Regions from separate parts of the Homo sapiens genome. Here region 2 is linked to region 1. A link is a loop called in an ENCODE intact Hi-C map of the cell type or tissue named here. Cell type or tissue: Caco-2. All regions are shown on one strand.

Region 1 (2,500 bases):
TCTCCCTCTTTCCCCTCCAGACCTTACCCCTTCTAAAATGGAGGCATTTTGTTTGTTTTCGCTCAGAACCCAGTTCCTCATGAACTGTCATTGTAAATAGACCGGAGGCCAGAACAAAGGAAGATTTTTTAAAATTATTTTTTCCTCCTTTAAAGACTAGCTTAATGAGAACTGCTGACATGGGGTAAAGTACAGCACGCCCAAGCTGAGAGAGGTGTGGGGGTACCCTAGACTGGGAAACTGAGGCCCAGGGAGAAGCACTGCTGGGCAAGGAGCATCCCTCTACATCCCAGGTGGGGTGGGCGCTCCACACACCAGTGTGATGGGAAAAGTGGAGGTGATGAGTGTCCTCACCTGGGCACAGCCTGGCCCTCATGAGATGGAACGTGCAGGGAGCCTTTTGGGGGAGGGTTCAGGAGGAGAACTGGGTGGTTTGCCCAGGAACTCAGAAGGAGTATTCCCTAGGCGGGTGGGTAGCGTGTGGAAGGACACCTGAGGCAGACAGAAGACACAGAGACCCAAGGGAGAAGGAAGAACGGCTGGGTTTAGAGACGTGGACGTAAGTGAAAGGGCAGAGCCAAGGATGCAGCAGGACAGGAGGGAGGGGGTTAATAACACACTTGAAGCCCACGGTCCAGGTTTGATTTCATTTAACTTAGTTTACTCTGGACCCCTGAGTCTCTCTCAAATTTGAATGGCCTTTTTTTCCTTTTGAAGGGGGATTCTTTAGGAGGAAGGGCAGAGAGGGCACCAAGCAAGTAGATACTGTCTCTAATAAAAGTTTTGGTCATGGCCAGGCGCAGTGGCTCACTCCTGTAATCCCAGAACTGGGAGGCCCGAGGCAGGAGGATTGCTTGAGCCCAGGAGTTCAAGACCAGCCTAGGCAAAATGGCAAGATCCCTATCTCTACAAAAAAAAAAATAATAATACAAAAATTAGCTAGGCATGGTGATGTGCACCTAGTCCCAGCTACCTAGGAAGCTGAGGTGGGAGGATTGCTTGAGTCTGGGAGGTCGACGCTGCAGTGAGCTGTGATTGCACCACTGCACTCCAGCCGTGGTGACAGAGTGAGACTCTGTCTAAAAAAAAAAAAAGGAAGTTTCGAGGGTGAGATGAAGTAAAAGACTGGAATGTTCTTGAGACATTGGGCTAGAGATTGTCATTTGTTTTTGCTACTTAAATCCAGGTGCTCTGGGCTAACCTGATTGGGCCCCTGATGCAAAAGCGCCTCCTGGTGGGTGGTTCTGAAAACACTGAATACTTTCCTCCCCCTGCCACCCAGTAACAATATTAATAATACAAATACAGCATTTTTTTTTCCCTGCAGAACAAAATTCCTAGAAGCTGAAGGGCTGAGTTGCTGAACATGAGCATTTTACTTTTAGGCAGATTACATCAAAGTCTCTTTCCAAAAAGTTGGCACCAATTGGCACCCCATTTTTGGTGCATTTAAATATTAAACACCAAGATGAGACTGGATGGATCCCTCTCCTGAAATGTCCTGTCCATAAATGAAAGAGCTGGGGCCAAGCTCACGGTGGCTCACGCCTGTAATCCCAGCACTTTGGGAGGCCAGGGTGGGAGGATTGCTTGAGCTCAGGAGTTCAAGACTAGCCTGGGAAATATAGGGAGACCCCTGTCTCTTAAACAAACTTAAAAAAAATGGCTGGATTAAACGACAACAACAGTTTCAGGGACCCAGTCTTTTCTGAACAGTGTCTCCCCCGCTCAGCTCTCACAGATCATTGAGGTGGGCGGGGTTAGACCCATTGACAGTTGGACCTGCAGGGCCAGGTCACATAGCCAGTGGGTCTGAGCTGACTTTTCTTCCCAAGCCTGTGTGATCCCCAAAACCCTTGGCTGCCCCCACTCTGCCCCCCGCCTCCCAGCCCTTCCAGCTGCAGCCTTTTCACTCATTCCACCACCACTCAGCTCTGAGTGGCTACGCTGGCGGGCTCTCTGCTTTGCGTCGGAGACATCACAGTGAGCAAAGGCAGATATGTTTTATGTGCCCTTGAAGAATCTCCCAGACAAACGTGTCATTGCAGTCGGAGCCAAATGGCCGGGGCAGGTGGCACAGATGAATGCCGGGCAGAGGAGCCTGCAGGTGGGTGGAATGCAGCCTGTCTGTGCTGAAAGTGTGGGGTGACCCTGGGGTTTTAAGCAGGGGATGGTGACCAAAAAAGCCAGCAGAAAGACCAGTGTGTGGTTTTGAAGCTGCTGCCCTAGACTCCCTGTGCCTCATGTGTCCCTTGGAGCTCCACCTGGGTCTCTGTGCCCACGGGGCTGCGGTGAGGCTCCCCGAATGTGGGGACCGTGTGGCCGTTGAGCCCATCTCCGGCAGCTATGGCTGAGGCGCCAGCCACTTCCGCCCTGTGCTCTCTCTGTGGTTGGCTACGGGGGCTGAGACACCTCCGGCCAGTCTTGAGGGGAGCAGGAGGAGGCTGCTGGACTGTCCCCCATGGCAGCCACAGGGCCTCTTCACTCCCTCCTGCCTCTG
Region 2 (2,500 bases), 120 kb before region 1:
AGGATACTCTGAATGAAGGCAATTAGGCGAACCCTGTGTTTGTATACATTTTCCAAGCAGGTGTCCCTGGTGTGGACCCCTGAGGCTCAGTCCTAATATTCTCTGTGGCTGCTCCAGCATTGAGGGTTTGCACATATTCCTTCTTTCCTAAGCATGATAATTGTTTACTCTTTACCCTTTTATTAAAATGAGTTCACCTAATGAATGTGTTTAGAAAACAGTGCTCGACACAGCACCTTTCACTTGTTGTGATTATTTAACTTTAGTTCTTGTGATTTAATCCATATTCCACAAGTCTCCTGATGTACCAAGTCCCTGGACCAAGCATGAACTGACTGAGTTGCCAGTGAGAGAGAAAATGGCCATTCAGGGATGCTAATCAGAACTGAAAGGCCAGACGTAGTGGCTCAGGCCTATATTCCCAGCACTTTGGGAGTGGGAGTTGAGAGGATCGCTTGAGCCCAGGAGTTCGACTAGCCTGGACAACACAGCAAGACCCCATCTCTACAAAAACTTTTAAGAGCCAAACACAGTGGTGTGCACCTGCAGTCTCAGCTGCTCTGTTAAGGCAGAAGGATTGCTTGAGCCCAGGTGATTGAGGCTGCAGTGAGCCAAGACAGTGCCACTGCACTCCAGCCTGGGTGACAGTGAGGACCTCATCTCTTAAAAAAAAAAAGGAACTGAAAGACACAGGGAATGTTCTAGTCTCCGTAAAGAGTGCTCACACTCATGCAAACCTCCATTTTATCACGGAATGCCTGATTTCCTATATGGGGGTGTGACCACCACTGGGGAGAAAACACTGTGGCTCTGGTGGGGGGAAACCGCTCCAACACAAGTGCTGGTTCCAGCGCCCAATAGCTCCAATACAACCCAAACAGCGTACACATGCTGAGCAGGCACTTGCCCAGGCCAGACCCAGGTCCCATATTGTCATCTCATCCCCTAATGCTGACAGCCCCACACTGCATTGTATTAGCCTCAGACTCTATCTTGCAAAGTGCATTTTATGTCTCGATGGGGCAAAGCAATTGCAAACAATCCATCTTCCTTCACTTGAGTTACTGCTCTCCCATCCCTGGAAGCAGCTGCCTCACTGCCAGCATGGGCCCAGGACTTGTCCTCCCTCTGCTGGTCACAGCAGGCAACTGCATGCAGGGGCTCTCCTACAAAGGAGACTCCACACCCAATATATTATTGTAGCCCTTGGGAAACTTCAATTAGCTCATGGCAAATGGCCCCATGGTAGCTCAATTCCTGGGAAAAACAGAATCTCTGCTTGAGCTGAATCCCAGGAATGTACAGTCCTTCCTTCAATCCTGCCTGGCTTGCTTCTGCTGCAACTTGCCCAATGACCTTAGGCACCTAACTTAGCCTCTCTCAGGGCTCTGAGGGTAGGACTAACATTTACTTCTAAGAGACCATCACAGGATAGGTCTGTCTGATTAAAATCTTTGTTGAGGCCAGGCGTGGTGGCTCCCGCCTGTAATCCCAGCACTGGGAGGCCGAGGCGGGTGGATCATCTGAGGTCAGGAGTTGGAGACCAGCCTGGCCAACATGGTGAAACCCAGTCTGTACTAAAAATGCAAATATTAGCAGGGTGCGGTGGCAGGTGCCTGTAACCCCAGCCACTCAGGAGGCTGAGGCAGGAGAATTGTTTGAACCTGGGAGGCGGAGGTTGCAGTGAGCCAAGATCGCACCACTGCACTCCAGTCTGGGCAACAGAGTGAGACTCCATTCTCACCGCCCCCAAAAAAATCTTTGTTGAAAGAGTGTAAGAATCAAAACAGCCTAGTTATGCCCAACACAGCTCTTCCCCAGCTAAATGTCATTACCAAGAAAGATTTTAAAAGGCTAGAATCAATCATCAAGAGACTCTGAAATACCCAATTCTACTAAAAACCCTTTTCACAACTGATACCAGGTGACCCTAAACCCAACTCCATGCCTTTCTCTCCCCAGGGCTAAATGACAAGAGGCCGCGGCCATGCTTCCGGTCTCTTCCAGGCTTCTCCACTGAACACTTTTGGGTACTTGCTCACGTGGCCACTCCTGGCCCCTCAGAGTCCACACTGATGATTCTGCCCCCAAAAGATAAATCTAAGAAATAACATAAAATCCAACTGCCCATGGATCCAGAACTTTCTAGCACTTTTGTCCCCCGTGTGAGTGGAATCTGCTGTAGCTGGTTAACACAGGAAGTTTTGTCCTTCCTCCCAGACAGTGTGAAGGCATAGGCTCACACATCTGCAGAATACAATCCCAGGCCTTTGTCTTCAAAGGGAGGCAGGCAGGCACAGCCTCAGGCCTGCAGAACCCCTTGCCCTTCCCCGGACTCACCTCGGAGAACTTGCCATCGCCAAACCACTGGACCCACCGCATGCCAGACATAGCCTGTCGCTTGGAGGTGGCCTTCCAAGACACCACCATGGCGGGCCACCAGGAGAAGCCCTTGATCTTTCCCCACACGAGGTCCCCTATTCCAAACTCCTTCCCATCC

What was found. A loop is a pair of places that touch in the nucleus more often than their neighbours do. Peaks named below come from ENCODE experiments on the same cell type or tissue, not always from the same donor. Only the 100,000 strongest peaks of a DNase experiment are listed, where the experiment ranks them.
Region 2: a loop joins it to region 1, with 5 times the contacts of the local background. A loop is called at or near these places in 7 of 110 quality-filtered maps.

What each region holds. Positions count from the first base shown.
Region 1 is chr20:32,673,239-32,675,738 of GRCh38, reverse strand. It overlaps C20orf203 (chromosome 20 open reading frame 203), which reads left to right and starts at 1,798. Exons shown (of 6, transcript NM_182584.4): 1 at 1,798-2,107. RefSeq lists enhancers at 1-179, 1,031-1,100. In Caco-2, a CTCF peak has its summit at 1,236 (motif pointing left); a DNase peak (open chromatin) is centred at 1,208.
Region 2 is chr20:32,788,853-32,791,352 of GRCh38, reverse strand. DNMT3B (DNA methyltransferase 3 beta) reads right to left here. Exons shown (of 23, transcript NM_006892.4): 7 at 2,341-2,499. Among named protein-coding and RNA genes, the nearest start is that of DNMT3B, 28 kb to the right of the region's middle. RefSeq lists enhancers at 885-1,024, 187-1,116, 1,117-2,048. In Caco-2, a CTCF peak has its summit at 1,134 (motif pointing left); a DNase peak (open chromatin) is centred at 1,112.